Regions from separate parts of the Homo sapiens genome. Here region 2 is linked to region 1. A link is a contact called in ENCODE Hi-C or POLR2A ChIA-PET data. All regions are on one chromosome and are shown on one strand. Each heading gives the region's core, a stretch centred on a gene start or an enhancer-like site at or near the end of the contact. The rest is flanking DNA. Distances are from core to core; before and after follow the strand shown. Region 1 holds the start of MISP (mitotic spindle positioning). Region 2 overlaps CFD (complement factor D).

What was found. A loop is a pair of places that touch in the nucleus more often than their neighbours do. ChIA-PET counts read pairs that join two places held with the same protein, here RNA polymerase II (POLR2A). Pooled maps may share reads with other maps.
Region 2: POLR2A ChIA-PET joins it to region 1 with 11 read pairs in PC-9. The contact joins the enhancer-like site here to the promoter of MISP in region 1. A Hi-C loop is called at or near these places in 13 of 168 maps with a recorded cell type or tissue (HepG2, K562, chondrocyte and 9 more) and 2 of 50 pooled maps. POLR2A ChIA-PET finds 5 or more read pairs at or near these places in 9 of 52 experiments (A673, AG04450, B cell and 6 more).

The regions. Positions count from the first base shown.
Region 1 is chr19:749,747-752,618 of GRCh38, reverse strand. It overlaps MISP (mitotic spindle positioning), which reads right to left and starts at 1,507. Exons shown (of 5, transcript NM_173481.4): 1 at 1,448-1,507.
Region 2 is chr19:863,066-865,937 of GRCh38, reverse strand. CFD (complement factor D) reads right to left here. Exons shown (of 5, transcript NM_001928.4): 5 at 2,297-2,846. The coding sequence ends at 2,700. Among named protein-coding and RNA genes, the nearest start is that of CFD, 4.8 kb to the right of the region's middle. Within about 2 kb of position 1,622, at least 8 of the 41 ENCODE cell types and tissues checked have a DNase peak (open chromatin) inside an H3K27ac peak, as active enhancers do; they include left lung and transverse colon, where a contact is called at or near this core.

The DNA of each region.
Region 1 (2,872 bases), core at 258-2,757:
GGGCCTGGGGTCCAGCTCTTGGGTTCAAGGCCACTGGGCCCCCTCCCCTGCTGCCTGTGCCTCAGTGCCCACCCCCGCCCCCCGCTTTTTTTTTTGAGATAGAGTCTCCCTCTGTCGCCCAGGCTGGAGTGCAGTGGCGCGATCTCCATTCACTGCAACCTCTGCCTCCCGGATTCACACCATTCTCCTGCCTCAGCCTCCCAAGTAGCTGGGACTACAGGCGCCCGCCACCACGCCCGGCTAAGTTTTGTATTTTTAGTAGAGATGGGGTTTCACTGTGTCGGCCAAAAAAACCCCTGGATCCACGGCGGCTCTCATGGCCGGCATTCTTGGGCAGCGGCGCTGCCCTCGGGGGAAGAGCCCCAGGACGGAAGATGGCCCCTGCAAGGCCCGGCGGTGGCTAAGGACCTCGGCGTCCTGAGACTCTTCCTGCAACACCTTGGAACCGTTTTCGACTCCGGTTTTCGAGAGAGGGAGCTGGGACCCAGAGAGGAGAACCTGCTCATCTGAGGTCACACAGCGATGACAGAGCAAGTGTCTGAAGCCAGTTTTCAGACTTTGCTCCAAATCACCCCCTCCTACAGGAAGCCCCCTGGGTTGCTCCTCCCAGCCTCACCCTGAACTCTGTTGATACCAGAATGAAACTGGGTTTATGGACCCTGGTGCCACACCTCCTTCCTCATCAGCCAGTTGGCTCTATGTGAGGGGCAAAGGTTCCCTTGTGGGGCCGAGACTCAGACAAGGAGGCCATGCAGAAGGGAGGGCCCCGTTCCTTTTTCCCATCCCTCAGGGTTGCAGTCACCCTTGAGTCATCTCAGCTCCTTGGGCTCCTGGGCGGAGCTCCACCGGCAGACGCTGGGCCGAGTCCCTGCTGGCTGCCCGGGATCCCAGGCTACCACCTCACCCCCACCCGAGGACCCAGGCCAAGTCCCCAGCCCCGGCCTGAGACTCCTTCCGCCTGTACTCAGCCACCCCTCCTCCGTGTCCCCAAACCAGCCCCCAGCCCCACGGGGGTGTTTACTGCCCAGAGCCTCCCAGTCAGGGGCCTGGTGGGACGGATAAGCATCTCTCCAGAAGCCTCTGGAATTCCCAGAACCATGGAGGGGCCCCTCTGGCCTCTGACCATGGGGGTGCCAACCCGGCCCCTCCCTTGGAGGGCTCTGGGATTTGGGGTTCAAAAGCCCCAGCAGAGTTCAGGGACAAGGGCCTCTCTGCTCTCCCAGTGGGTGCCCTTGAGGCCCCAGAGTACCTAGCGGGGGCAGAGGGAAAGGTGCCTCAGGGAGGCTCCGAGGGTGACGGGGTGGGGCAGGGGGCCTCCCTGGATCCCAAGTGCCGCCAGGCAAGCAGACCCCGCCCACAGACACATGACGCTCCCACGCCAAATGTGGATCCAACCGCCCCACACAGGATCCCCGCCCGGCCCGGCCCGGGGCGCCCCCAGCCTCACCTGCCGGCTCCCGGCTCCACAGTCTGCAGCCTCCACTCTGACTCCTCGATGGGCACAGAGGCCTCCCAGCTCCGCCCTGCCCGCCAGGTTGCCAGGGAACAGAGGCCCCACCCAGGGGAGGCAGGTGTGCCCCCTCCCCCCAGCCCCACCTGGGATCAGGAAACAAAGTCCAGAGGAGGAGGAGGGAGAAAGAGGATACCAGGCTGGGCAAGGGCGGGCACCGTGCCCGCTGCCGGCTGCCCCTCCACCCCCAGGGCCTCCAGGTGGCCCCGAGGAGCCAGAACTCAGCCGAAACCTCCCTTGGCTGCCTGGCCCTCCCACCGCCTCTCAGCACCGCTCAGAGAGGGTCAGCAGGTGTCCAGGGCCACACAGCAGCTCAGCGTGCACAGTGGCCTGTGTCTCCTGGGGGGCCGGAGGGGCTGAGTCCCAATCCCGTCCGTGCCTTCTGGCCCAGCCCACCCCTTGGGGCAACTCCCCTAGATGGCCCCCTTCTTGCATAAACCAGGTTTGGCAGACTCGGGGGGGTTTGGTGTGGCCTGGGTTCTGATCCCACCTGACCTCTCTTAGCCCTGTTTTCTCCTCCGGGACGTGGGGGAACATCACGCCCGGGCTCCCTCAGGGCTGCTGGGAGGAATTCCCTAGGCCCCATCCACATAAAAACCCATACGAGGGGGCCGGACTTGGTGGCTCACACCTGTAATCCCAGCACTTTGGGAGGCCGAGGCGGGCGGATCACTTGAGGCCAGGAGTTCGAGACCAGCCTGGCCAACATGGCGAAACCCCGTCTCTACTAAAAATACAAAATTTAGCGGGGTATGGTGGCACGCTATTATAATCCCAGCTACTTGGGAGGCTGAGGCAGAAGAATCACTTGAACCCAGGAGTTGGAGGTTGCAGTGAGCCGAGATCACACCACTGCACTCCAGCCTGGGCGACAAGAGCAAAACTCCAACTCAAAAAAAAAAAAAAAAAAAAAAAAAAAAGAACCGCACGAGGCCGTCAAAAGACCCAGGCCACCCCGAGAGATGGGGACGCAGAGGCCCTCAGGCGCCCATGGTCCTCCTGGATTCTTAGTCAAGGTGCAGAGGCCTTGCTGGGACTGTGGGGAGCCCAGCATCTGTGGGGAAGTCGGGCCACTGGGCCTAGCGCCGTCTATGAGGGCAGGGAACACAGCTGAGGGGGCAGGGACTTCAGTTCCCCAGGCTGGGGCTCTGTCCTGACCTACGCCAGAGGGGCTGCTTGTGGAGCCCCTCTGAACCTCAGTCTCTTCTTCGAGTAAAAAGGCCCCCAGCTACGAATCCAGCAGGGCTGCTCAGGAGGGGGGTGCTTTTTTTGTGTTTTTTTTTTGAGACGGAGTCTCGCTCTTGTCACCCAGGCTGGAGTGCAGTGGCACGATCTCGGCTCACGGCAACCTCCCCTGTTCAA
Region 2 (2,872 bases), core at 373-2,872, 110 kb before region 1:
TCCACCGCCTCCTAAACCGTCTCCTCCTCCGGAACCCTCCGTAGCTCCTGCGGACCAAAGGATGCAAAGATGCCCAGGCAGGCCGGATGCAGCAGCTCACGCACCAGCACCATAAGAGACCCAGGCAGGAGGATCACTTGAGCCTGGGAGTTCAAGACCAACCTGGGGCAACATGGCGAGACCTCATCTCTACAAAAATCTTAAAAATTAGCTGGGTGGCCAGGCGAGGTGGCTCATGCCTGTAACTCCAGCACTTTGGGAGGCCGAGGGGGGGCGGATCACCTGAGGTCGGAAGTTCGAGACCAGCCTGACCAACATGGAGAAACCCCGTCTCTACTAAAAATGCAAAATTAGCCGGGCGTGGTGGCGCATGCCTGTAATCCCAGCTACTCGGGAGGCTGAGGCAGGAGAATCGCTTGAACCATCAGGCAGAGGTTGCAGTGAGCCGAGATCGTGCCATTGCACTCCAGCCTGGGCGACGAGAGAGACTCCGTCTCAAAAACAACAAAAACAAAAACGTGAAATTCACACAGTGAGCTCCAACTTCGTGGTGGTCACCAGACGGCTGAATGGGCCCCCTTCCGTGCAGTGCAGTATTTACCAAATTCCTAAGAGCAGGGCTGGGGCTTAGATGTGTCTTACCGTGCCCGGCCCAGGGCTCTGCACACAGTAAGTGCTCAATACGTGCTTGCACGTCAGTGTGATTCCTAGGTGAGTGTTCCATAGCCCCAAAAACACCCAAGCACAGTGTTCATCAATCCATCCCCCCTTTTCCCAGCGGACCTGCCTCTCAGATCATCAGTCTTTTTTTTTTTTTTGAGATGGAATCTCGCTCTGTCACCCAGGCTGCAGTGTAGTGGTGTGATCTCCACTCACTGCAACCTCCACCTCCCGGGTTCACGCCATTCTGCCTCAGCGTCCCGAGCAGCTGGGACTACAGGTGCCTGCCACCACGCCCGGCTAATTTTTTGTATTTTTAGTAGAGACGGGGTTTCACCGTGTTAGCCAGGATGGTCTCGATCTCCTGACCTCATGATCTGCCCGCCTCAGCCTCCCAAAGTGCTGGGATGACAGGCGTGAGCCACCGGCACCCGGCCCATCAGTCACTTTTTCTTTTCTCTTTTTTTTTTTTTTCTTTCTTTTTGAGATGGAGTCTCCTTCTGTTGCCCAGGTTGAAATGCAGTGGTGCTATCTCGGCTCACTGCAAGCTTCACCTCCTGGATTCAAGCTATTCTCCTGCCTCAGCCTCCCAAGTAGCTGGGACTACAGGCATCCGCCACCACGCCCGGCTAATTTTTTTGTATTTTTAGTGGAGATGGGATTTCACCGTGTTGGCCAGGATGGTCTCAATCTCCTGACCTTGTGATCTGCCCGCCTCGGCCTCCCAAAGTGCTGGGATTACAGGCATGAGCCACCGCGCCTGGCCCATCAGTCTTTTTCTACGATAGCGCCTGGCTGCCCCTCCACCAGGTGGGAGAAAGGGCACAGGGCCTCAGGTGTCCTCCCTGGCCTTGCCAAGAAGGGTGACCTGAGGTCCAGGGCCTCCAGCAAGCAGGTGCCGCTGCTCGTCGTCCTGGTGTGGGTCTGGCCGCACCCAGGGTGGTTTGTGAAGGCAGGCTCCGTGGCTCTGGGCTCCAGTCCAGGCTGTGTCCTGGAGCTTCTGTGTAAGGTCAGGAGAGTCGCACAGTCCCTGTGAGCCTCAGTTTCCCCTTATGGGATATGGGTCATAGGAACACGGCCTCGAAGGGTTTCTGTGCACCTGAGTCTCAGCCCACAGCCTTGCACACAGAAGACGCTCACATTCCCCTTGGTAAGCAAAGGGAAACGGTATGAGCCAGACCAGGAGGGGACACCCATGCCTGGCGGGCCTTCGCGCGTGTGTGTGTGTGTGTGTGGCAAGGGCGCCGCCGTGTGGCCGCGTCAGCCCCACGGAAGCGCTGGACCCGGAACTTCGCTGTATTCTCCGTTCTTGCGCTTTTATCTGTAGCTTCCCGCGTTCCTCTTTTTTTAATGTTTCTGTTTTTGTTTTGAGACAGAGTCTCGCTCTGTCACCCAGGTCGGAGTACAGTGGTGCGATCTCAGCTCACTGCAACCTCCGCCTCCCGGGTTCAAGCTATCCTCCTGCCTCAGCCTCCTGAGTAGCTGGGGCTACAGGTGCCCACCACCACGCTCAGCTAATTTTTTTTTGTATTTTTAGTAGACACGGGGTTTCACCATGTTGGTCAGGCTGATCAGGAACTCCTGACCTCAAATGATCCGCCCGCCTCGGCCTCCCAAAGTGCTGGGATTACAGGCGTGAGCCACCACGCAGAATTTTTTTTTTTTTTTTGTAGAGAGAGACAAGGTTTCACTCTGTTGCCCAGGCTGGAGGGCAGTGGTGCAATCACAACTCACTGCAGCCTCAGCCTCCTGCGTTCAAGTCATCCTCCCACCTCAGCCTCCTGAGTAGCTGGAACTACAAGCACCCACCTCCATGCCCGCCAATTGCCCAGCTAATTTTTTATTTATTTGTAGAGATGGAGTCGCGCTACGTGGCCCATGCTGATCTCGAACTCCTGAGATCCAATGATCCTCCCACCTCGGCCTCCCCTTCTGCATATAGTAGGTGCTCAATAAAGACCAACCAGATGCAGGAGTGGATGACTTCATTGCTCGGGACTTTGTTGCTTGGGTGACCCTGACCTTCAGGCCCCGGCACCCTAGGCCAGGACGCTGTCGATCCAGGCCGCATAGCTCGCCACGCGGGTGTAGATCCCGGGCTTCTTGCGGTTGCCGCAAACGCGCGAGCCCGAGGTGACCACGCCCTCGAGCACGCCCCCGCACACCAGCGGGCCCCCGGAGTCACCCTGCCGGAACAGGACGGGGCCGTGAG